Regions from separate parts of the Homo sapiens genome. Here all the other regions are linked to region 1. A link is a loop called in an ENCODE intact Hi-C map of the cell type or tissue named here. Cell type or tissue: ascending aorta. All regions are shown on one strand. Region 1 overlaps LINC02589 (long intergenic non-protein coding RNA 2589). Region 2 holds the start of TCEAL3 (transcription elongation factor A like 3). Region 3 holds the start of TCEAL4 (transcription elongation factor A like 4).

Region 1 (8,000 bases):
AGATAGTAATATCAGTGACACATTAAAGAAATTTTTAAATTGACTAAAATTTCTTGTACCAAGTGATTTTTATATGTATTGAGTCATTCACTGCTCATAGCTCCCTTACGAGATAGATATTGTGGCTAATCTCTGTTTTATAGACGAAAAACTGAGGGACAGAGAGAATGACTTTGCCCAAGACTACACAGTTAAGGAGTAGGTCAGCTTGGATTTGTGTCCAGTACATGTTGCTCCAGAGCCTGGAAGCTGTCACAAATTTGTTAAGTGAAAGCAGTCTGCACAGTGAGCATATTTTAGGAGGTCATTAAAAGTAATACTAAGTATTTTAATATAGTTACACATTTATGCAAACACTGGACTTAGTGACAAAAGGTGGTTTGTGATCTTGGAGAGCCTGTTCGTTGCAATCAAGGAACAGAAGCCATGGTAGGGGGATAAGGAGTCAATAAAGTGAACGATGTTAACAGAGACTGTAGAGAACTGTTTTTGGTACCTTGAATTTGAAGGAGGGGTAGGGAGAGACAGAGAGAGAATGAATTAAATATCCTATTGCTGAATGGGTAATAAGGGGTTAAGGAGGGATATTTTAAAATCTTCAATTCCTTTAAACTTAAGTACATTCAAAAACTAATGTAAAGGAGCTCTCTAATCTCAGATGTAACCTTGAAGTTGCCCACGTATTTATTTCCCTACTACCATCTCATTATGGAGTTAATGAGACACCTCCATTGGAATACTATGGGCTTTGAGTGCAATGCAGATTTAGTTATTAGTAATTAAAAGTGGGAAAACTGTGTGAAAGAAATGCTCATAACTCTTGGACTTTTACCTCTCAGGGAGGCAGCAGGCAGCTGAAATTCTGGCGTGCTGTGGCTGGATAATGCATGATCTGAGGACCCCTATACTGATGACTGTGGATGGGGCCACATTTTTTTCTGCAAATATATTCATATACTGAGCAGTCAGGAGCAGCCCTTAGGCAAATACCACACCTTGCTTCTCTGCTGTGATTGATATCTGAGCTCACCAGGTGAGTTCAAAAACATGCCCATGTTCCCAGCATTGGGAACTGGGTCTGCTGAAAGGCCTGATGTTGGCCAGCTTTTATGAGATTATGAAGCACCCAAGAATGTAGAGAACATTCTGTTTCTAAAACTTTGAACTCAAGGCATATCAGAGAGAGATTTGCCTTCCTTATATGGATGTCTGTGTTCTCATTAGGAGAGAAACAATGAAAAATAACTTTTCACAATGCCTGCCTTAGCCTTGAGGCTTAGCCAGCCCCCATTTCTGTGTCTCAGCATTTAAAGGGCCATTGAAGTCCCACTCCTTGCTATATACTCTCAAGAGGTTTTCTCATTAACCCCTCAGGACAGCTCTGTAAGGATGGTATGGTCAGTCCAATTTCACAGATAATCAGGCTCAGACTCACAGAGTCTAAACCACCTAAAGTGGCAGGACTGGAATGAGGTTCCATCTCTCACCCTCCCTAGAGGACCCTGAGCAGCCTCCCTTTTAAAAGATGGGCATCCAGGGATTGAGAAACGGTCAGATTCCATTGCCCTGCTATTATGGCCTCATGCATCCTCACTCCACAGCCCCTCTGGGTGAGGAAGAAGACAGAGAGATGATATCCTGCCCCTTGTGCTGAGAGACCTGGTTGTTAGGCCGCATGAATTGGCTGATCCCTGAAGTGGTGAGTGGGCTCAGTCAGAAGCTCAGGTGTTGGCCTTGGGACGGGTGAGCAGGAGAGAAGGAAAGTAACATGCACTGAACTACTGAAAGCAAATGCACTCTATATTTCATCTCCTTTAATCTTTTTGTTTTTGTCTGTTTTGGTAGAAACAGTGTCTCACTATGTTGCCCAGGCTTGTCTTGAATTCCTGACCTCAAGTGATCCTCCCACATCAGCCTTCCAAAGTGCTGGGATTACAGGCATGTACCACCTCACCTGGCCTCCTTGAATCTTAATTGCTATCCAAGGTACCCATTATTCAGATGAGGGTGCTGCCTTTAGGGGAGTTTTTGTGAATCGAGGAGAAAACTTTATCTCCTGACCAGCTGCTAACTCTGGAATACTCTAAAGTTTTATCATTTTCTCTTGATGCCTCCAGGTCTCTGAATGCTCTAATCTCCCTCCTGGCTGACAGTACGGGCTCCCCAGGTATTTTCCAAAGTTTTTTCTTTTTAAATTATGACATGTATAATTTTTTAAGTCTCATTATGGAAATTTAAAATGCTTTCCAAATGAAAAATAAAAAACCAGTAACAATTGTATTAAGGGAGAAAACATTTTCAAACTACATCTCAGATATTGGGTTGGTGTCTGTGATTTGTGAAACATAGTAACAAAATGATTGGCAACAATTTCAACAGATAATTCAAATAAGTATATATGTGAACAATAAATATTAGAAAACACAGAAACCACAAGAACTAATGAGATGCAAATATTTTAAAATCCTGAGAATTTATAATAATTGGAAACAACAAGATACAAAAGATGAGGACGTGATTGCACATTTGGAACAGACAATATGTGTGTGTTTGTGTGTGCGCGTGTGTGTGTGAATGTGTTCATGTGCACCTCACAGGAGCACATCTGGAGAGTATGCACCATCCTAGGGACAGTAGACCCCTTGGAATCAAAGGGTGGGAGTTGGACCAGTGAGAGTGCAGATTAATTTCAATTTATGAATGTACTCATATATTGTTTAAAATTCAGTATTTGGGAATACAAATATTTTGATAAAAATTTGAACACAAGATAGTTTTGAACTGATTGTCAAAGATAATATGCACATATTTTCATTAATTTGAAAAAGAATTCATTGTGTTATATTATGAAAGAAATAAAAAATTTAATTGAATCTGTGTGTGTGTGTGTGTCCTCTAGCTCTGTCACCCCATATACACACTCACAGATGTAGCATTATCTTTAATTCAGATGGGAGCTGCAACCAATCTGAGTTTTATATATCCTAGAACATGATGAATACAAGGAGACTGCTATCATTAGATCAATAATTCAAAAAAACCTCTGGCTGATATAGTGAAGCTAACTTCCAACCTCAATCCCTCTCCCTTCCCTGCTGAGCCTCTGGTCTGACTCTCAATGCTGCAATCCTGTCTTTGGCTACCAGGAGGCATCACAGCTATCTCCATGTCTTTTGTTCTTTTATTAATGAAAAGGGAGTACATTTTGCTAAGAGTAACAAATGTTATGAAGTGATTTGTTTACTCTGACACCAGTTCTATTTGGAAAATTCACATATTAAAGCAGGTCCATTTGCTGTTGACCCCAAATCTACATCATATTCATTAATTTATCTCTTCCCTCCACGGTGTAGGTTGAGGTGTCCATAAAGTGGATAGGTTCCTCCCAGAGAGCAGGGTGTTGCATTCTTCATTACTGCACCCCTGTACAGGCTTCCCAGGCCTTCTCCCAACCCCTCTCAGTCATCTTCTCTCCTGGACACTATGAACAAGCTGCCCAGGTCCTATATCAGTGACCCATCCACTCTCAGCCACCTCCTGCCTGCCCTGCACTGACCAATGACGACTGGTGACTGCCAAGATGCACTAGAGCTACCTGGTGTTTCATGGCATGGATTTCCTGGAGCATATGTTTTTACAGTCTTGTTTTTTACCCCTATCATTTTTTTTTCCTTCTGAGTATGGGGAAGTGGATTTGGGTCTGCTCAGAGGCATGATGCTGAACAGCTTTTATGAGATTAGAAAACACCCAAGAATGTAGAGAACATTCTGTCTCTAAAACTTTGAACTCAAGGCATATCAGAGAGAGATTTGCTTTCCTTATATGGATGTCTGTGTTCTCATTAGGAGAGAAACAATGAAAAATAACTTTTTACAATGCCTGCCTTAGCCCTGAGGCTCAGCCAGCCCCCACTTCTGTGTCTCAGCATTTAAAGGGCCATTGAAGTCCCACTCCATGCTATATATTCTCCACAGGTTTTCTCATTAACCCCTCAGGACAGCTCTGTAAGGATGGTATGGTCAGTCCCATTTCACAGATGACTAACTCAGGCTCACAGAGTCTAAGTCATCTCCCCAGGTAAGTGGCAGGATTGGAATGAGGTTCCATCCTTCGCCCTCCCTAGAGGACCCTGGGCAGCTTCCCTTCTAGAAGATGGGCTTCCAGGGCTTGAAAAATGGCCAAATTCCACTCCCCTGCTATTGTGGCCCCACGGGTCCTCCACTCCACAACCCCTCTGGGTGATGAAGATGACAGAGGAGATGAAATCTTGTCCTTTGTACCAAGAGACCTGGGTGTAGGGCCACATGAGTTGGCTGATCCCTGAGGTGGCGAGTGGGCTCAGGCAGAAGCTCAGGTGTTGGCCTTGGGAGAGGAGAGCTGGAGGGAAGGAAAGTAACATGCACTGAACTACTGTAAGCCAATGCACTTTATATTTTATCTGCTTTAATCTTTTTTTTTTTCTTTTTTTGGTAGAGACAAGGTCTTGCTATGTTGCCCAGGCTTGTCTTGAATTCCTGGCCTCAAGAGATCCTCCCTCCATGGTATCCCAAAGCACTGGGATTACAGGCATGAACCACCTTAACTAGCCTCCTTTAATCTTAACTGCTATCCAAGGTACCCATTATTATGACCATTATTCAGATCAGGGTGCTGCCTTTAGGGGAGTTTTTGCAATCCAGGAGAAACTTTGTTATCTCCTGACCAGCAGCTAACTCTGGAATACTCTAAAGATTTATCATTTTCTCTTGATGCCTCCAGGTTTCTGAATGCTCTAATCTCCCTCCAGGCTGACAGTACGTGCTCCCCAGGTGTTTTGGAATGTTTTTTGTTTTTCAATTATGACATGTATAATTATTAAGTCCCATTATGGAAATTTAAAACATTTTCCAAGTGAAAGATAAAAACCCAGTAACCATTGTATTAAAACAGGGGAGAAAACATTTTCAAACTACGTCTCAGATGTTGGGTTGGTGTCTGTGATTTGTGAAACATACTCATTAACAAAACAATTGGCAATGATTTCAACAGAAAATTCAAATAAGTATATACATGGACAATAAACATATTAAATATGCAAAAACCACAAGAACTAATAAGATGCAAATATTTTAAAATCCTGATAAATTATAATAAGTGGAAATGACAAGATGAGAACTGTGATTGCACTTTTGGAGAAGACAATGTGTGTGTGTGGGGGGGGGTGGTGAACGCGTTTATGTGCATCTCACAGGGACACGTCTGGAGAGTATGTGCCATCCTAGGGACAGCAGACCTTTTGGGGTCAGGGGGCAGGAGTCAGGTCTGTGAGAGATGCAGGATAAAATTCCTATTTTTGAGTATAATTTTGCATATTTTTTGAAACTTTATATTAAGGAGAAGAGTATTTTGATAAAAACTTGAACACAAAAAATCCTTATGAAGAGACTGACAAAAGAATTGTATACATGTATTCACTAATTTGTGAAAACATTCAATGTATTCGATTTTATAGTGAAACAAAATAGATAAAAATCGAATTGACTGTGTTTCTACATGTGTGTGTGTTTGTATCTGTGTCTCCTCCAGCTAAATTACTCCAAATACACACTGACAGGTACAGTTTTACCTTCAATTTAGAGGTTGGTGGTCTAGAACTAATCTTGCTTTTAGATATACAGGAAAATGAAAGATACAGGGAGATTGCTACCATTAGGTGAATAATTCCAGAAAACTTTGGCTGATACTGAAGTTTTCAGCCAAGCTCCTAACCTCCATCTGTCCCTCCCAGTTGATGAACCCCCTAGTCTGAAACTCTCAGAGCTGCAATCCTGACTCTGGCCCGACGTGATATCTAACTCCATTATTATTTTCCTTTTTCTAATGAAAAAGAGTACATTTTTCAAAGAGTGGCAAATGTCTTGGAATTGTTTGTTTACTGTAAGTTTTCTTTGGAAAATTCACATGTATATTAAAGCAGGTCCATTTGCTGTTGACCCTAAATCCACATCTCATTCATTGATTTATTTCTTCCTTTGTTAGTGCAGTTTGAGGTGTCCATACTGTAGAGTGGTCCCTCCCAGGGTGTAGGTTGTTCACTCTCCATTACCCCACACCTGAACAGGCTTCCCAGACCTCCTCTCAGGCATGCCCTCTCCGGGACGCTATGGACACAGCCGTCCAGACCCCATTCCAGTGCCCCCATTCTCTTCCACTCACCTCCCGCTGCCCTGGTTTGCGCTACACCAGCCTGCTAAGGACTGCCAAGGCTCGCTCCTCGTACGTGGTGTTTCATTGTATAGACGCCATGGAGTACATGTTTTTGCAGTGTTCTTTTACACCTATCAATTTTTTTCTGGAAGAATTAGAATCATTCTGTCCATAGGTTCATAGACTGGGTTTTAGTGGAGGGTATTTTATTTTTTCGCTCATTGCGTAAACGTCTTTGTAGAGGTTTGATTATGAAGGTACGTTGGTGCCCCCTCGTGACAGAAGCCTGAACTGCAGCTTTTACGTCTGAGCAGGAAGGTGGGAAGGAGCAGTTTGGCCCAAGCCCACTCTATGGAGTTTTCTGGAAGTCTGGATGGAAAATGGAGCAATTCCAGGCTAAAAGAATATTTATGGCCTCCAAACAAAGTGCAGCCTCTCACTATGCTGAGGAGAAGGCTTTATGTGGGAGCAAGAAAAATATTATTTTTATTTGTATGCTTTGAGTCCTCTGCAAAAATAGCTGTAGATGGATATGAGCAAAAATGGATCCTGGCTACTTATGATCTTTGTAACCTGCCTTTGACTTTATTATGACAATTTTTCCATGAAAATACATGTCTACCATAACATTTTAAATTACTTTACAACATAATTTTAGTTTTTATTTTTGCCATCAACTGGATGTTTCATCTTATGGATGGTACCACATTTATTTCACTTTGAGATAAAAATGTAGTTCCTTTACCATGTTTTATTATAAACAGTAGCAAACATAACATCCTTGCTCACATATATGCAAATGTATTTGTAAGAATTTCTTTATGAGATTGTCAAAATGCTCTTTTATTATGAAATCTATAAAGTTTTATATTAACACAATACATGATAACATTATTACTCATATATATTCCTACTAATATGGTATGAAAGTGTCTGCTCACACACTGGAAATAATGTTGATTATTGATAACTGGTTAGGCAAGAAATCATCTCTCATCATTGTTTTCATTATAACTTATTTTTACTGCCTCCTAGAATTCCATCCTATGGATGTGACATAATCAATTTTCACAACCCTATGTTATTCAGAGTGTCCTGATATTTCCTTTAATCTACACTGGCATCTTTTCAAGGTCTGTGCTCTGCTGAAGGGCACAGTTCCTGTGGCTGTTTGCACTGAGCTGAATGTGTCCTCTTGGAACACAGCAAACTGTCTTAGAAAAATTCTAGTATTGTGATAATAGAACCCAATTAGCGCATGAATGTGGGGGAGTGTGTGTGAATGTGTGCAAGTGTGTGTGTGCTGACAACCACACTTGCCTCTGCTTCCTTCTGCCTCTTCATGGTTTTGCATCCTGTTTGGTCTCCCTTTCTAAATTCAGGTCTAGCAGTGAAGAGAGGGTATTGTTAGGATGGCAGTCCTTATAACCAGACCCTTATCAACATCCTTCACTACATCCTGAAGTTAAACTTTTAAAAAGGAAATTGTTGGTGCTTAGTGTATGCACCTATGTAACCTTTTGATAAGTATTGTCATGCTGACACCCAGAATGTTGTGCCATTTAGGCTCCCCAAAGTGGAACAATGTGAAAAAGTTTGGAGAGGGGTGAGGAAAGTAATAATGCTGGCATCCTGTCACAGAGGGAAGGCCCGGGACCCTGTTGTGGTCCCACTCTCAAGCCATCCCAACATTTGGAAGACATGAAAATGATCAGACCTGAATTAGACTTCAGGTAGCATGTGGGGTGGGGGAAAGGTCATTGGAGGAACACAGGACGTAGAGTCAGGGCTGGGATACAGCTACAGCTTTATG
Region 2 (8,000 bases), 72 kb before region 1:
AAATCTTAATTTCTCTCATCAATGTTTTGTAGTTGTCAATGTACAAATCTAGCACATAGTTTGATTTTTTAAAACATGTTGGTACATATGTGCTTTGTGCCTACTGAATTCAGATAAACATTTCCTTATACTTCCTCCTACTTTTTTATGGTTTATATTTAATGTAATTGAGATCATGCAATGTGTAAAACTTCACTGTACATCAGAATCACCTGGGGAGTTTGTGGAAATTGCAGGTTCTAGAGCCATATTCCTAGAAATTCTGGGTTTGTGCCAGGGACCAGGGAGGTTCCCAGGGAGTCGTTTAACATATTTTGAACGTATTTTGAAAAAAATCATTTTTATACATTGTTAAAATGGTTTATGAGCTGGATTTAGAATTATCACTTCTCCTGTATTATTTATTTTTGAATTTCAAGTTGTATTTTTGACAAGTGAAATTACTTGCCCAAGGATACACTGGGTCAAAAACTCAAGGCTCCTGACTCAGTCATAATCAAGTAATTGTTAAATATATGTGTCAAGTACAGTGCAACGGATATCAGGATGAATTTTTTAAAAGTCTGTTTTGATAAGGGAATATACTGGTGGGCTAAATAAAAATGCCTAAGAGTTTTTAATATTTTTAAGAGCACTGTACCTCTTTCAGTTGCAAGTGGTTTAGAATGGGAAGGGATGTTTCACACAGGGTTATCTCTGTGATTATATATGGATAAGTCCCTTGATTTTGTATAGTAGGCCAGTCAATGAGGCTTTTTAGAGAAAACTCACACTTAGAAAGGTATAAAAATTTAGATAGGGTTCACCTGTGGTACTGGGGTAGGGTGTTTGGTGCAAACACAGTTCATTATCTAGCCAATAGGTTAGACTCAGGACACAGTCCCAAGTAGACCCAAAATGTCTCAAATCCTAAGAAGAGAAATGAAGCTGTAAGCAAATATAAAATGAACTAAAAATGTTAATGGCTACTTTGCTAAGAACTGTGTAATACAGTGGGCTCCAAGAAGCCCTAGAGTAGAACCACCTGCAATTGGGACTGTGGCCCTTTGGGGACTGTAGGGAATCAGAAGGGCTTTGTCACCATGAGTACTCCATTATATCAGTGGCTGTCAGCAGACAGTACATATACAGGGCATAGCAGAACAGAAGTGCCCAGCAGATATGATAGTATCCAGAGAAGGATGGCACCCTCTACTCAGCTGCTTGGAGTTGTTCCTGGGGACAGGTGAAACCTACCTTCAGCTCTTCTTTTAAGTGTCTGACAGGGTGCTGGGTCCTGCTCCTGTAAGGACAGCTCACATGTTCAATACCTCATCTGATCCACTGGGCAGTCCTGTGAGATAAGTATTATCCCCATTTCACAGATGGCAAGACTGACCCTTACAGCAATGGATTTGTTATAACTGCCAGGTTGATACCTCTAGCTGTTAGTCTCAGAGGTAATATGAATTTTACTTATCATTTTATGTTCTGGCAACAGAAATTTTAAGTGTCTTTATTACCCTCATAAGCTCATTGAACAGTTCAATTGTTTATGTATTGTTTTCTCGTTTAGTTTTTAAAATTATTGTTATGACAAAAGGACATATCCTTTAAGAAAAGGTAGAGATGAGTGAGAGCAAAGAAAAGAAAAAGAATCGCATCCTATGGGGGAGCCATAGGATGGTAAAGGACCCAGGAGAAGGGGTAGCAGTGCCCACTCACGTAGTTACACCTAGGGAAGACATGAGGATGGGCACAACAACAGCAGAATGGCATGGAGGTACCTACCCAGCAAGTGATTGAACTCATTTTTGGATACCATTCAGGAATAACCATTGGCTGCTTTTTAGTGTACATGCTTTCAGAGTTTTCTTTGTGCACAAATGCATTATGCAAACATTTACATTTTTATAAAAACGGGCTGATACTGTATATGCGGTTCTGCAAACTTTTTTTAATTTTAATTTTATTTTTTTACAATGTACCATGAACATCTTTTCCATGCACATGGGTGAAAATCCTCTACTAAAATATAGAGCGCCGTAGTTGGGTCAAAAGGCTGCTGGTAACGAGACTGACATCTAAAGCAAAGTATCAGCTTAAGGTTAAAGCATTGGGCCTGGCAAATACCTACCAGGGAAAGCAGGGCCAGCAATATTCTCATCAGAGAAATCAGAATGGAAGGCCAAAGGCATTAAAGGTATGGGATATCGTGTAAGCCCCTCTGGCCCCTACCTCCACCCCTCACTCCCCTGACACCCCGTTGTCCCCTTGGGGCGAATGGATCCTGTACATCTCTTTGCATCCAATGAAAACCACCCATTTTCTGTTTTTTCCTTAGCTCCTCTTGAGCCCTTGACACATCTCCACATTCTCTCATCATCTCCTCACTGCTCAGATGCCTTTCCTGTAAGTCCTCCTGAGAGTCCTTGGGGGAATCGTCCGTCCCCCTGTCCGTTTTTCTTTTTGCTTTCCGGGGCACATAATCTTCAGCCGGGCGCTTTTCGGCGGCCCGCGGCTGGCTCTCTGGCTTTGCCTGGGAGGCTGGCTTGCCCTCGCCTTGTGGCTTGCCCTCACCTTCGGACCTGCCCTGCTTTTCCTGGCTTCCCTCATCTTCCAGTTGTCCCTCATCACCTGGCTCTCCCTCATCCTCTCTCTTTCCCTCGCATTCTGTCTTCCCCTCCACGTCTGGCTTTTCTTCCTCGTCTGACTTTCCTTCATCATCAGGCTCTACTTCATCTTCTGGCTTTCCCTCGTTTTCCAGGTTTCCTTCATTTTTATTGTAGGGTTTTTCCATGTCGAGATTTCCCCTCCTTTTCCTGTCCTGGGGGATGGGAATGGAGGGAAGAGGAGACAAATAAGAGACATGGGAGACTGAGGGCATGGGGTGGAATGCAGGTCTGGATAGTACTTGCATCTCACCCCTGGTGAGGGTTCCCCTAAGCTGGCAGGGCCCCCAAGAGGGCCTTCTGCCCACCACGTAGCCTGCCACTCCTCCCACACACGTGAGCCAGCCATTCCCTGGCAGTCCCTGCCACCTTCTCTGCACTGGTTCAGCCTGGTAAGGTGTGTGTTCATGTGAGTGGGGGATGGGCAGGGGCCCCAGTTCGGCCCTGGCCGGGCCCTCCACACTCTCAACCCTTATAGGGCCCTGTCCATTGAGCTCCCCCACAACCACCTTCACAGACCTGCAGGGATTCTGGACAGGTTGCTCCTCCTTTTTAGGCCTCGCAGAGCGCTGGGAACAGACGCGCAGACCTGCGGACAGACAGGAGACAGGGGTAGGGGCTGCGCAGTCAGCGGTCTCACAGGGACTCGGTTCCCTTTCCTGAGTCCAGGCCCTGCTTACCCAACGTTTTCCTCCCCTACATCCCCCGCACCCCAGCCGCCATTTCTTTCCAGGCCTCGGGCACCAAACCAGGATGCTTTCCAAACTGCGTTTGTCTCTGTGTCCCCTTCCCCTGGAGGCAACCTGTCCCAGCGCCACCCCGTTTTTGCGGAGGTCAGATGTTTCCATGGGAGCAGATTGTGAGAGGCGGTTATTTCCAGAATATGTCTACGTTTCACTGTTGCACTGCGGGGTTGCCCCCCCGTACTCCATTTCCAGTACTAAAATGGATGGACGGCTCAGTGCAGGGGGTCGTCGAGAAGGCGGGCCAGGCTCCCCCGCCCTTGCCTCCGACCGCTCCGCTTCCCCCTCCTCACCAGTCTCCCGGATCCTTTCTCCGCCCCTCCCTACTCCTACTGCCAGCCACCTCCACCCCTTCCGTGGTTCCGCCGGCAGCGCCCACCTTCACACTGACCTGCCGGGACCCGGGACAGGCCTGTGCCTTCTCCGGCTCGCGGAAGCCCGCTCGCTGCTCCCCCGCTGCCCGGGCAGCTCAGACAGCTGGTTCTGCGCGGGCGCCAGGACCGGACCGCAGGGCGGGCGGGCGGGCGCGGGGGCTGGTGCCCACGTAGGCGCCCGGCGGGTCACGTGAGCGCCGCGTCACCCGAGCTCGGCCCCCCTTGCCTGACCCACCTCACCATCCAACCCCGAAGGACCGGGAGGCTGGGGACGGTCGGGGTCGGGGTGTGTTTGTGTAGCAAAGGGGGGTCACGGAGAAGAGGAGGAGGGGGTGGCTTTCTGACCCCAGGTGCTTTACCTGGCGCATCTCACGGCATCCTCGCAGGGTATCTCTCTCTGATGCCATTATCGCCAGGTGTGACAGCTGATCAAAGAGGGTACCCGACTTTGCCAAGAGCGCTCAGCCCCAGAACTCCAGAGCCCGCTTTCAAGACTGTCTCTGCCTGACTCCAGAGCCCAGGGTGGTGCTGCCTGCCAGGAAGCTGAGCTGCCACCTTGAGTGGCAGTGTTCCTAGGGTTCTGTCCTGGGCCTCCTCTCTCCTCAGTCCTCAAGTTCTGTCTCCCTGTTTGATCTCATTCATTTCCAGTAAAGACCAATGACTTCCAGATTTACATCTCCAGGCTATTCCCTCCCCAGAATCTCAGACCTATTTTTGCATTCCCATCAGAAATATAGGGGAGTGTTTTGTTTCCCAATGCCCTTCCCAACATAACCTATGACATACTTTTAAATGTTCACTGATATGATAGTTGAGAAGTAATATCTCAATGGCATTTTATTTTGCCTTATCTGTGTTTAAGGACAATTTAAATATCTTTCTTTGTGAATTGTCGGTTCATGTCTTTTCCACATTTTTCTAGTGGGTTGTTGGTCCTTCTCACCTCAATTTTCAAGTTTTCTTAATACATTAACTGTTATATATGTTGCAATTTTCTCTCCAGTTTGTCAGTTGCTTTTTGGCTTTGTTTATGGTGTTTTTCTGCCATGCATTAAAAAAAGTAGTCAAATTTATTTAACTTTTATTGCCTCTAGATTTCGATTCATAGTTAAGAAATCTTTTCCTACATAAGGTCCAAGAAGCATTCACCCATGTTTTCTTCTAGTATTCATATGGTTTTCTTTACATTTAGAGTTTATATTTGTGTATGGCATAAAGTATTGATGGATCTTTTGTTTTCTTTTTCCAATCGGTTTCTCAGTTGTTCTGGCATCAGAAAGTCCATCTTTGCTTTAGGGATTTGAGATACCACCTTTATTACATATCAAATATCCATATGTACTTGGAAAACCTTCTGGGCTTTTTATTCTATTTCATTGGTCTGTTTGCTATCCATATACCAGTTGAATTATAGAGGATATATAATTTCATATATCTGGTAGAGCTAGGTCCCCTCAGTAGATTCTCTTTTTTCCAACACATTCTTGTATGTTTGTTTTTCTACATGAACTTCAGCATAAATTTGATTCAGATCCGTTTTAATTAACGATTAGATATATCCACCTGAATGTCCCTGAAGGACCTCAAATGCAATATGTCCCAAGTGATTTTACCATCCTTCCTTGATCTTTTCCACACACAAAACTCCCTCCTCTTCATTTCTCTTATCTTAATAGATGGCTCCAGAACCCACACTGTTGCCCAAGCAAGAAATCTGGGAATCATCCCTCATTCCCTCTTCCTCCCTCCCACCAAGTAATCTTGACCTTCTCTTCTAAATATCTGGATTTTCCCACTTTTCTTCCATCTCCACTCTTGCTACATTTTTTTAGGCAAACAACTCCCCACTCCTGGTCTATGGTGGAAGATCCCTTTCTGGTTTTGCTACCTCAAGTCTTGCTCTCCTTAATATATATCATATTGTCCCACTGCCTTTTTCTGTTTCATCTTCATTACAGTACTTGAAGTAGGTAGGTCACTAATTACCTCTTATATAGAAACCACTCCACAGGCCAGGTTAAAAAGGGCCTTGGTCTTTAGCCTGATTATTTTCAGATCAACTTTTAGCAGTTATTGAAGATCTAAAGTAAATTCTGAATTTTGAAATAATTGAAAAGAAATGTGCCTGTTGGATAATTAGACAGTTAGGATGCCAGATTCCTGGATGGGATGATTCAGTCTTGTAAAGCTGTGAATTTTATCACTCCTGCCCCCAACCCTGCCGGCATTTGGAAGTTTGGTAGATTTTCCTTCAAAGGTCTCTTGAAAAAAATCAAATGGAAAAGGATAGGCAAGAAATTAATAAAAGTCACAATAAAGGGGTTCTAGTTGTTTAACATATGAGAGCTCGTAATAATCCAAGCAGTATGGCACAGGTCCAAAAATAGAAATTTAGCAAAGAAAAGACAAGAATGCTCTTCTACACACCTAGGTTTTAATGAGCTTTTAATATACAGATTAGATGGCATTTCAACCTAGTGCAAAAGCTGGGCTAGGCTTTAGTGAGTACAATACATTGAATTTTTGCTCTAACTAAATTCATATGAACACCACAACCCAGGTGTCTAAACCCAAGAGAGATTATTTCATGTTTATTATCATCCTCATCAACAGGTGTTGTTGAATTCCTTTATGTGCATGACATCACATGGTCACCATATAACATATACTATAGCAACCAGTCTAATTACTTACTGTGGAGATCAAGAGCTAAAATACCAGCTTTGTCACTTCTTAGTTGTGTCAACCTAGAAAAGTTACTAAAATTCTGTGAACTTTAGTTTTCTCTTCTAGAAAATGGGAGTAAGATTTTCTGTATCAGGATTATTGTGAATTATAAATAACAATTGCTATATAAAGTGTTTAACACATAGTAGACCTTCAATAAATAGTTCCTTCAACCTCCCATAAAAGACATGATTTTGCAATAAAAATTTGCATAGCTGGCTGGGCACGGTGGCTCACGCCTGTAATCCCAGCACTTTGGGAGGCCGAGGCGGGTAGATTATGAGGTCAGGAGATCGAGACCATCCTGGCTAACATGGTGAAACCCTGTCTCTACTAAAAATACAAAAAATTAGCCGGGCATGGTGGTGGGCGCCTGTAGTCCCAGCTACTCTGGAGGCTGAGGCAGGAGAATGGCATGAACTCAGGAGGTGGAGCTTGCAGTGAACCGAGATCGCGCCACTGCACTCCAGCCTTGGTGACAGAGCGAGACTCTGTCTCAAAAAAAAAAAAAAATTGCATAGCTATCAGAGGCATCATTTGGAAATATAATAAGAGGAACTATATATACTATATGAGCTTCAGTGATATCAGATCAATAGATTATGAGATGGAAAAAAACACTGCACTATCAGCTGCTCTTCTGCCCCATTATTTTAACTTCTAGATAAACATCTGGGAAGCACAGGTATATGAGGCACAGAAACACAAGGCACTGTGGATGCCTCTTCTGTCTGGACAGAAAACTGGAGTCAGGAGACCTCTCTGAGTCCCCAGAGACAGAATCATCACTACTGTGTGTCCTTGGGTAAGTCACTCCTAATGTGCTGACATCACCTCTGTAACACACCAAGATCTTCACATCTTGGGCACTCAACAAAAGGCAATCATAATTATTTCTTGTATATCTACTGGGGTATGTCAGGATGAGGGAGACAAAGGCCAACCACAAGGAAACAATACTTTCCTCTAGAGACCTTTGGGAACCTCACTATTAACTGAGTGCCTGGATGTGCCCTACACGGGGATAGCTGCTTTATGTGGGACAGTGGGATATCCCAAGTACCCTCTCAACAGCCTGTGAGTAAAGAGTCTTTGCCCCATTAGATGAATGAGAAACCCAAGGCTCAGAGAGATTTAAGTAAACTGTTCAAGGTTACACAAGCTGGTTACTGCCAAGCCTGAGAACCAACCTAGGTCTTAGAATGAGGACTACTATCTCAATGTGTCCCTATGTTATCTCCCATTTTCTCTACTCAACTTCCTTCCCTGTGATCACTGATGAGTCAATAATTATTTCTCAGGGACCTACCGATGTCTAACACTTTACTGTGTTCTTTAAGAGAAAAGGGCTAGGTATCAGAGGAGGAAGATCTTTCACCTTGGTGAATGATATGCTCTCTGGGTAGGCAGAGAGCCTCTTCACATGAGGCCACTTGAAGAAAGAGCTAAAGGAAAAGTCACTAGGCCAGTGACTTTGGGCCACTGTCAATGGGCCAATAGGAGCT
Region 3 (8,000 bases), 50 kb before region 1:
GCAAAAGGAACTGTACATAGCACTCTACTCCAGTTGATAAAGTTGTTTTCCACAGGGGCACAGGTTTACAATTTTGAAGCCACTATATATTTATATAATTAATAAACAATTAGTAAAATGGATGGCAGATAGTAGGAGACAGGTTTCTCACAGTTGGAGTAGAAGGTTACAAATAAGCAAGGGGAGGCTAGAATGATCCATGCAGTAATAGACTGTAGTTGGAGACACTAGTATAAATTTATGTTTAGCCTTATATAAATACAGATGGTTATATACAGAAATATTTATATTTCCATAAATACTTTATATATGTATGGGTATTATATACACATATATCTTTTTGCTATGTCAACTGAGAGGGCCTAGAAGCAATTATATTTCAGCAGCAATCAGTATGTCTAGCACCCAGATCTTGTTTTTCTAACACCATTCTCCAACATAAGATACCAGGGCTACTTGGAGAAATGGCTAATTCTAGGACTTGGGCAATATGAAAGATAAAGCTATAGCATCTTGTAGTGCCAGAATGTAAGTAAATACTAAAAAAAAAAAAAAACCCTCTACAACATAACAATGGAAGCGTGTCAAATGAATACAGGAGCCAACTGAAAGCTCCCAATGACCAAAGCTGGAACAATTTGAGCAAAAACATGTAAAGTAGTATTGCGTTAATCCAAAGTATAAAATAGTCATGAGTCTACATTGATACAAATAAACTGAATATATAAATAAGTGGGGAATAAGAGTCAAATATCCTCTGCAGAAGGATTCCAAATAATTTTTGTCAATACTCTGCCTTCAAGGAGGTAATAATGCCCTACTCCTTAAGTGTGGGCTGCCAATAGTGACTTTATTCCAAAGAATACAGTATGGAAAGGGAAAAATAAAACTTAACCTTGGAGAAACCTGACAAACACTACTTCAGTCAGGTTACCAAGGATAAGAACAGTGGTAAATATATTGATGGTATGTCCCCTTTATATGATGAGAATGGCATTTTACCTCTGGTCTTCTTCCCAAAACACATAATGCCTGTGTAATCACAAGACAAGCAAACCCAAGTTTTGGGACATTATACAAAATACCTGACCAATACTTCGTAGAAGTGTCAAGGTCATCAAAAACAGGCAAAGTCTGAAAAACTCTCACAGCTAAGTGGAGCCTATGGAGACATGACGACTAAATGTAACCTGAATGGGATCCTGGAACAGAAAAAGGACATTAAGGGAAATCCAAATAAAGTACGTACTTTAGTTAATAATAATGTATCAATATTGGTTAACAGTGACAAATGTACCATACTAATGTAAGATGTTAATAATAGGGGACAGTGCATATGGGATACTCTGTACTATCTTTGCAATAATTGTGTAGATCTAAAACCATCCTAAAAGTTTATTAAAAAAAAATACTGTAAGGAAATAAAAAGCTACTCAAGAGCCAGGGGGAAAAAATCACATAGGTAGATGGGTCTGTTGAAATAGTAAAGCAGGGCTTAACAGAAATTTCCTGGGAGACAATTCCTAAGAAAAAAGTGTTAGCAGACTAGAGATTAACAAATGAGAATAGCACACCATCTCGTCACTCAGCTTTTCCTCCTGGCTCAATCTCCACTATCTAAATCCGGTGGAAACGGCTATATGCAAAAATATACACAAATCAACAAAAAACATGGAAAGCAGTGTTTTGTAAAAACTTCATAAAACATCAAGGCCCAAGTGACAATTGGGTACTAACAACCTGAGTTAGGATAATTCTATTGTAGGTAGAGAGGGAATTCTCCACTTTTCTGTTGGGACAGTGTTGCTTAGTCCATCATGGTCTTCAGCCCACCAGCAGCAGCTGGGGCCTTAGGAGGGTGCAGGATCCATGAGAAGGGGCACACTACCTTTCAAGTATGGCATTACCCAGGAAGAGTGGCACCCATCTCTCAGCTGTCTGGACTTATTTCTGGGCACAGGTGAGACCCTCCTTCAGCCCTTCCCAAGTATCTGACTGGGCACTGGTTCTGCTAGTGCAAGGGGAGAGAGTAGGAGCCAGCCTAACACAGCTCACACACTCAATACCTCATTTGATCTTCTCCACATGTCTAGGCTAATTTTATCCCCATTTCACAGATGTCAAGGCTGTCCCTTACAGCAATGGCTCTGTAATAACCATCGAGTTGACTCCTCCAGCTTCCAGTCCCAGAGGTAATGCAACTTTTACCTATCATTTTATGTCCTCACAAGAATTTTAAGTATATCCACTGTCTTTATAAGTTCACTGGGCAGTTCATTTGAATGCTTATTCAAATGAATGAAATTCAAATATTCACTGTTTTCCAATACTTTATATTTTATTATTTTTATGACTAAAGAAATCTGTTTTTAGGAGAAAAATGGACAGATGAACAAAAAAGAACAGAAAAAATCACCCAGAGATAACCACTGTTAATCTTTTAGTGGACACAGCTTTCAGAATTGTTTTCTATACTATATTACTAGGTAAGTATCTTTGTAGTTTTACAAAAATGTACTGATGCCATATATTTGGTTCTGCAAGTTGTGTTTTTTAATTTTACAATGCACCATCAACATTTTTTCCATGTAACAGATGAACATTTCCTACTGAGAACACTGCATTGCAGATAGGTCAAAAGGCTGCTAGCAACAGGAGGGATGCCTAAAGTAAAGTATTACCGTAACGTTAAAGCACATGGCCTGGTAAATGCCTGCCAGGGACACTACACATAAGGAATGTCTTCAATGTCCCTTCGTGGGGCCCTGCAGCCACCCCTGAATTCCCTTGGACCTCTAGGGTAGAAGGGGTCCTGTAAATTTCTTTGCATCCACAAAAACGCCCCCAATTTCTGTTTGCTTTTTCTCTTCTCATCCTGCACCTTAGCCATATTGTCAAATTCTCTTATCATGTCCTCATTGCTGAAATTCATATCATGTATGGCCTCTTTATACTCCTTGAGGTAATGAGCCAGCCCCTTATTAGTTTTTCTTTTGGCTTTCCTGGGTACATCATCCTCAGCTGGGCGCTTTCCTGCAGCCCTTGTTTCACTCCCTGGCTCTCCTTCACTCTCTGGCTTTCCCTCTATCTCTGGTTTTCCCTCTCTCTCTGATCCTCCCTCCATCTCTGACTCTCCCTCCCTCTCTGACTTTCCTTCTTTTGCCTCTCCCTCACTCTCTGGCTTTCCTTTATCCTTTAACATTTCCTCATCTCCTGTTTTGCCCTTGTTTTCTGTCTTTCCCTCGTTTTCTAACTTCTTGTCTTCCAGAGTACAAGTTACTTCTGGCTTTCTCTCGTCTTGTGGCTGTTCTTCATTTTCCATCTTTCCTTGGTTTGAAGCCATTCCTTCATTTTCACTGTAGAGTTTTTCCATGTCGAGATTTCCCCTCCTTTTCCTGTCCTGGGGGATGGGGGTGGAGGAAAGAGGAGACAAAGAGGAGACATGGGAGACTGAGTGCATGGGGTGGAATGCAGGTCTGGATAGTACTTGCATCTCACCCCTGATGAGGGTTCCCCTAAGCTGGCCAGGCCTCCAAGAGGGCCTTCTGCCCACCACGTAGCCCGCCACTCCTCCCACACACGTGAGCCAGCCATTGCCTGACAGGCTCTGCCACTTTCTCTGCACTGGTTCAGCCTGGTAAGGTGTGTGTTCATGTGGGTGGGGGAATGGGAAAGGCCCCAATTCGGCCCTGGCCGGGCCCTCCACACTCTCAACCCTTGTGGGCCCCTGTCCATGCAGCCCCGTACTTTCACGGACCTGCGGGGATTCTGGACAGGTTGCTCCTCCTTTTCAGGCTTCGCAGAGCGCTGGGAACAACAGACGCGCAGACCTGCAGACAGACAGGAGACAGGGGCAGGGTCTGCGCGCTCAGCGGGCTCACACGGACGCGGTTCCCTTTCCTGAGTCCAGGCCCTTCTCATCCAACGTTTTCCTCCCCTACCTCCGCCGCACCCCAGCCGCCATTTCTTTCCAGGCCTCGGGCACCAAATCAGGATGCTTTCCAAACTAATTTTGGGTCTCTGTGCCCTTCTTCCTCAGAGGCAACTCTCCTCCCCAGCCTCGCGGTCAACGTTTTTCTCTACGCACGGGAACGGCAGATGGGGTTTACTTCCACTGTCTCACTACTGGGGCGGCCCCAGCCCACCATCTCCGGCTCCAAAATGGACGGAGGGCAGAGAAGAGGATGTGCCTGGAAAGCGAGCATGGATACTTGGGGGTGCTCGCCTTCCTCACCCTCTGCCCACTGCCTACGTGCTCCCCCTCAGCCACCCCTAGCCGTTTTCCCACCGCCATCTCTGTCCACACTCGGGCCAGCTTCCCTCGACTCGACCCGACCCCACCCCCAGCCTTTCCCCCTGCCGTACCCGTTCCCCTTCCGCCATTCCAGTGTTCCGCTGGCAGCGTGGAAGGCCCGCACACTGACCTGGAAGAAGCTGGACCAAGAATTAGGAGCCCAGGAACCGGAGCAGACGAGACCCAGCCGCGGGGACAGAGGGCAGGCACTCGGACCGGTGCCTACATCTGCGCCCGTGCAGATCACGTGAATGCCGCAGCCCAGGAGTTCCACCGCCCCACGCCCCGCCTCCTAGCCAGCCGCTTCCAGCCACCCACCACCTCTCCAGCAGGTACCCTCTTACCTCCCTGGGCCCTTTTGTCCTTTTTTTCTTGTTAAGAAATTAATCAAAGAAAGAATCTTAATGAAAATCACAGTTTTTTTTTTAATGAGTTGGGCGGTCCAGAAGAGGAGTCTTGATAATGTTGCTCTTAAATTCCACTGAAATAACGTAGACCCACCCGATAAAATCGTATGAATGTGAACTTAAGTACTGTATAAAGAATAGAATATTGCCCTTTAGAAAAAACTTAAGAAAAATTTTCCAAAATAAATGAAATTGTCCCTTTTTCCTGACATGTACAAACATAAATTTTCAAATGAATAAAAAATAAAGTTATATTTGAAGCAAAATAAAACAACGATTAATTTATCTTAAGTGAGAAACTGAATATACAATGACCAGACCACATACGAAAATAGAACTGTGACCCACAACCTTTGCTGCAAGCAGCTCAAAAAGCCAAAGTATAGCATCTGCAGAAATGTTCAGGACTTTAATCAATTTGCTAGCCTTTCTGGCCTTTTTAATTTTTTTGACCTGATGACAAACAAGAAAAACCCAAATATGAACCCATATTCAATCACATAGGATGCTTGCCTCTAGTTGGCCTGCCTCTAGCTTCCTCACGTCAACAACATCCAATCAGAGCGTAGCTGAAGTCTTTGTGTTTTTGTTTTCCACTATAAAGCTTTCCCACTCCCCTGCCTGTCTTTGAATCTCTGCCAGACTCAAATGATGGTGGCTTGACTTCCTTGCTATAAAAAAGCTGTGAATAAGTAGCACTTGTTTGTTCTCTTATGGGTAGACTCCGTTTATCTCCACATAAGCTTTTGGTGTGGAAGGCCTTTATAGTCACGTGCCACTTAATAACGGGGATATGTTCTGAGAAATGCATCAGGCAATTTCGTGGTGGTGCGAACATCGTAGAGTGTAGTTATACAAATCTATATGGTATAGCCTACTACACTCCTAGGCTACATACTATAGCCTATCGTATTCTATGCTGTCCGTTGTCGTTGACCAATCGATACGCAGTGTGACTGTACAACAAAGAGACAAATGCTGATAGATTAGATTACATGAAAATTTTTAACAGATTTGTTGAAGGACTGGGGACACATGCACTCTCCCCTGCTCTTATTGAATATGTTGGTGAAATTTTTCTGAAGATCAACTTTGTAAATTATTTAAAAATAAAAATATCGGCCAGGCACGGTGGCTCACACCTGTAATCCCAGCGCTTTGGGAAGCTGAGGCGGGTGGATCACCTGAGGTCAGGAGTTCAAGACCAGCCTGACCAGGATGGTGAAACCCCATCTCTACTAAAAATACCAAAACTAGCTGGGCGTGGTGGTGGGCGCCTGTAATCCCAGCTACTCGGTAGGCTGAGGCAGGAGAATTGCTTGAACCCGAGAGGCAGAGGTTGCAGTGAGCCGAGATCACGCCATTGCACTCCAGTCTGGGCGACAGAGTGAGACTTCGTCTCAAAAAAAAAAATTAATATTTGATCTTTTGTGCCAGTAATTTCACTTCTAATAGTTACCCACAATGATAATTTTCTTTCTTCAACTTTTATTTTAAGCTCAGGGGCACATGTGCAGGATGTGAAGGTTTGTTATGTAGATAAACATGTGCCATGGTGGTTTGCTGTATAGATCATCTCATCACCCAGGTATTAAGCCTGGCAGCCACCAGCTATTCTTCCTTATGCTCTCCCTCCCTGCCCCCAGCAGGCCCCTGTGTGTGTTGTTCCCTGACATGTGTCCATGTGTTCTCATCATTCAGCTCCCAGTGAGAACACATGGTGTTTGGTTTTCTGTTCCTGCATTAGTTTGCTGAGAATAATGGCTTCTAGCTCCATCCATGTGCCTGCAAAAGACATGATCTCATTCCTTTTTATGGCTGCATAGTATTCCATGGTGTATATGTACCACATTTTCTTTATCTAGTCTATCATTGATGGGCATTTCAGTTGATTCCATATCTTTGCTATTGTGATTAGTGCTGCAATGAACATACGGGTGCATGTATCCTTATAACAGAATGATTTATATTCCTTTGGGTATATACCCAGTAATGAGATTGCTCAGTCAAATGATATTTCTGGTTCCAGGTCTTTGAGGAATCGCCACAGTCTTCCACAATGGTTGCTGATTTATACTCCCACCAACAGTGTAAAAGTGTTTCTTTTTCTCTGCAGCCTCACCAGCATCTGTTGTTTTTTGACTTTTTAATAATAGCCATTCTGACTAGCTTAAGATGGTATATCATTGTGGTTATGATTTGCATTTCTCTATCAGTGATGTTGAGGTTTTTTTCACATGTTTTTTGGCCTCATGTATGTCTTCTTTTGAGAAGTGTGTGTTCATGTCTTTGCCTACTTTTTAATGGGCTGTTTTTTTCTTGTAAATTTGTTTAAGCTTCTTGGAGACTGGATATTAGACCTTTGTCAGATGGATAAATTGCAAAAATTTTATCCCGTTCTGTAGGTTGTCTGTTCACTCTGATGAGTTTTGTTTGCTGTGTAGAAGCTCGTTAGTTTAATTAGATCTCATTTGTCAATTGTTGCTTTTGTTGCAATTGCCTGTGCCTATGTCCTGAATGGTATTGCCTAGGATTTTCTAATAGGGTTTTTGTAGTTTTGGGTTTTACATTTAAGTCTTTAATCCATCTTGAGTTAATATTTATATATGGTATAAGGAAGGGGTCCAGTTTCAATTCTCTGCATATTGCTAGCCATTTCTCCCAGCACTATTTATTAAATAGGGAATCCTTTCCCCATTGCTAGTTTTTGTCAGATTTATTGAAGATCAGATAGTTCTAGGTGTGTGGTCTTATTTATGAGTTCTCTATTATGTTCTGTTAGTCTATATGTCTGTTGTTGTACCAGTACCATGCTGTTTTGTTTACTGTAGCCTTGTAGTATAGTTAGAAGTCAGGTAGTGTGATGCCTCCAACTTTGTTCTATTTGCTTAGGATTGTCTTGGCTATTTGGGCTCTTTTTTGGTTCCATATGAGTTTTAAAATAGTTTTTTTCAATTCTGTGAAGAATGTCAATGGTAGTTTAATGGAAATAGCATTGAATCTATAAATTTCTTTGGGCAGTATGGCCATTTTCATGATATTGATTCTTTCTATCCATGAGAATGGAATGTTTTCCATTTGTTTGGGTCCTCACTGAAATCCTCTCTGATTTCCTTTATTAGTGGTTTGTAGTTCTCCTTGAAGAGGTCCTTCACTTCCCTTGTTAGCTATATTCCTAGGAATTTTATTCTTTTTGTAGCAATTGTGAATGGAAGTTCATTTATTATTCAGCTCTCAGCTTGCCTATTGTTGGTATATAGGAATGCTAGCAATATTTGCACATTGATTTTATATCCTGA

The links. Hi-C counts contacts between places; a loop is a spot of excess contacts. Peaks named below come from ENCODE experiments on the same cell type or tissue, not always from the same donor. Only the 100,000 strongest peaks of a DNase experiment are listed, where the experiment ranks them.
Region 2: it touches region 1 in a loop (2.6-fold over the local background); 2 of 110 quality-filtered maps call a loop at or near these places.
Region 3: a loop joins it to region 1, with 3 times the contacts of the local background. A loop is called at or near these places in 5 of 110 quality-filtered maps.

What each region holds. Positions count from the first base shown.
Region 1 is chrX:103,532,074-103,540,073 of GRCh38, reverse strand. LINC02589 (long intergenic non-protein coding RNA 2589) reads left to right here. Exons shown (of 6, transcript NR_131237.1): 2 at 840-1,033; 3 at 1,846-1,938; 4 at 2,118-2,167. Among named protein-coding and RNA genes, the nearest start is that of RAB40A, 17 kb to the right of the region's middle. RefSeq lists an enhancer at 6,338-6,407. In ascending aorta, a CTCF peak has its summit at 6,461 (motif pointing left); DNase peaks (open chromatin) are centred at 1,021, 3,537, 3,913 and 6,473; H3K4me3 peaks cover 783 bases; H3K27ac peaks cover 5,411 bases.
Region 2 is chrX:103,603,844-103,611,843 of GRCh38, reverse strand. TCEAL3 (transcription elongation factor A like 3) reads right to left here and starts at 3,881. Exons shown (of 3, transcript NM_032926.3): 1 at 3,786-3,881; 2 at 3,171-3,240; 3 at 1,917-2,806. The coding sequence starts at 2,779. The coding sequence ends at 2,177. RefSeq lists silencers at 3,557-3,726, 3,757-3,986. In ascending aorta, no CTCF peak of the experiment used is centred here; DNase peaks (open chromatin) are centred at 3,403 and 3,913; H3K4me3 peaks cover 2,959 bases; H3K27ac peaks cover 2,326 bases; H3K27me3 peaks cover 394 bases.
Region 3 is chrX:103,582,049-103,590,048 of GRCh38, reverse strand. It overlaps TCEAL4 (transcription elongation factor A like 4), which reads right to left and starts at 4,534. Exons shown (of 3, transcript NM_001006935.3): 1 at 4,425-4,534; 2 at 3,758-3,830; 3 at 2,320-3,400. The coding sequence starts at 3,373. The coding sequence ends at 2,726. RefSeq lists an enhancer at 3,901-4,614. In ascending aorta, no CTCF peak of the experiment used is centred here; DNase peaks (open chromatin) are centred at 3,720 and 4,468; H3K4me3 peaks cover 4,171 bases; H3K27ac peaks cover 2,996 bases.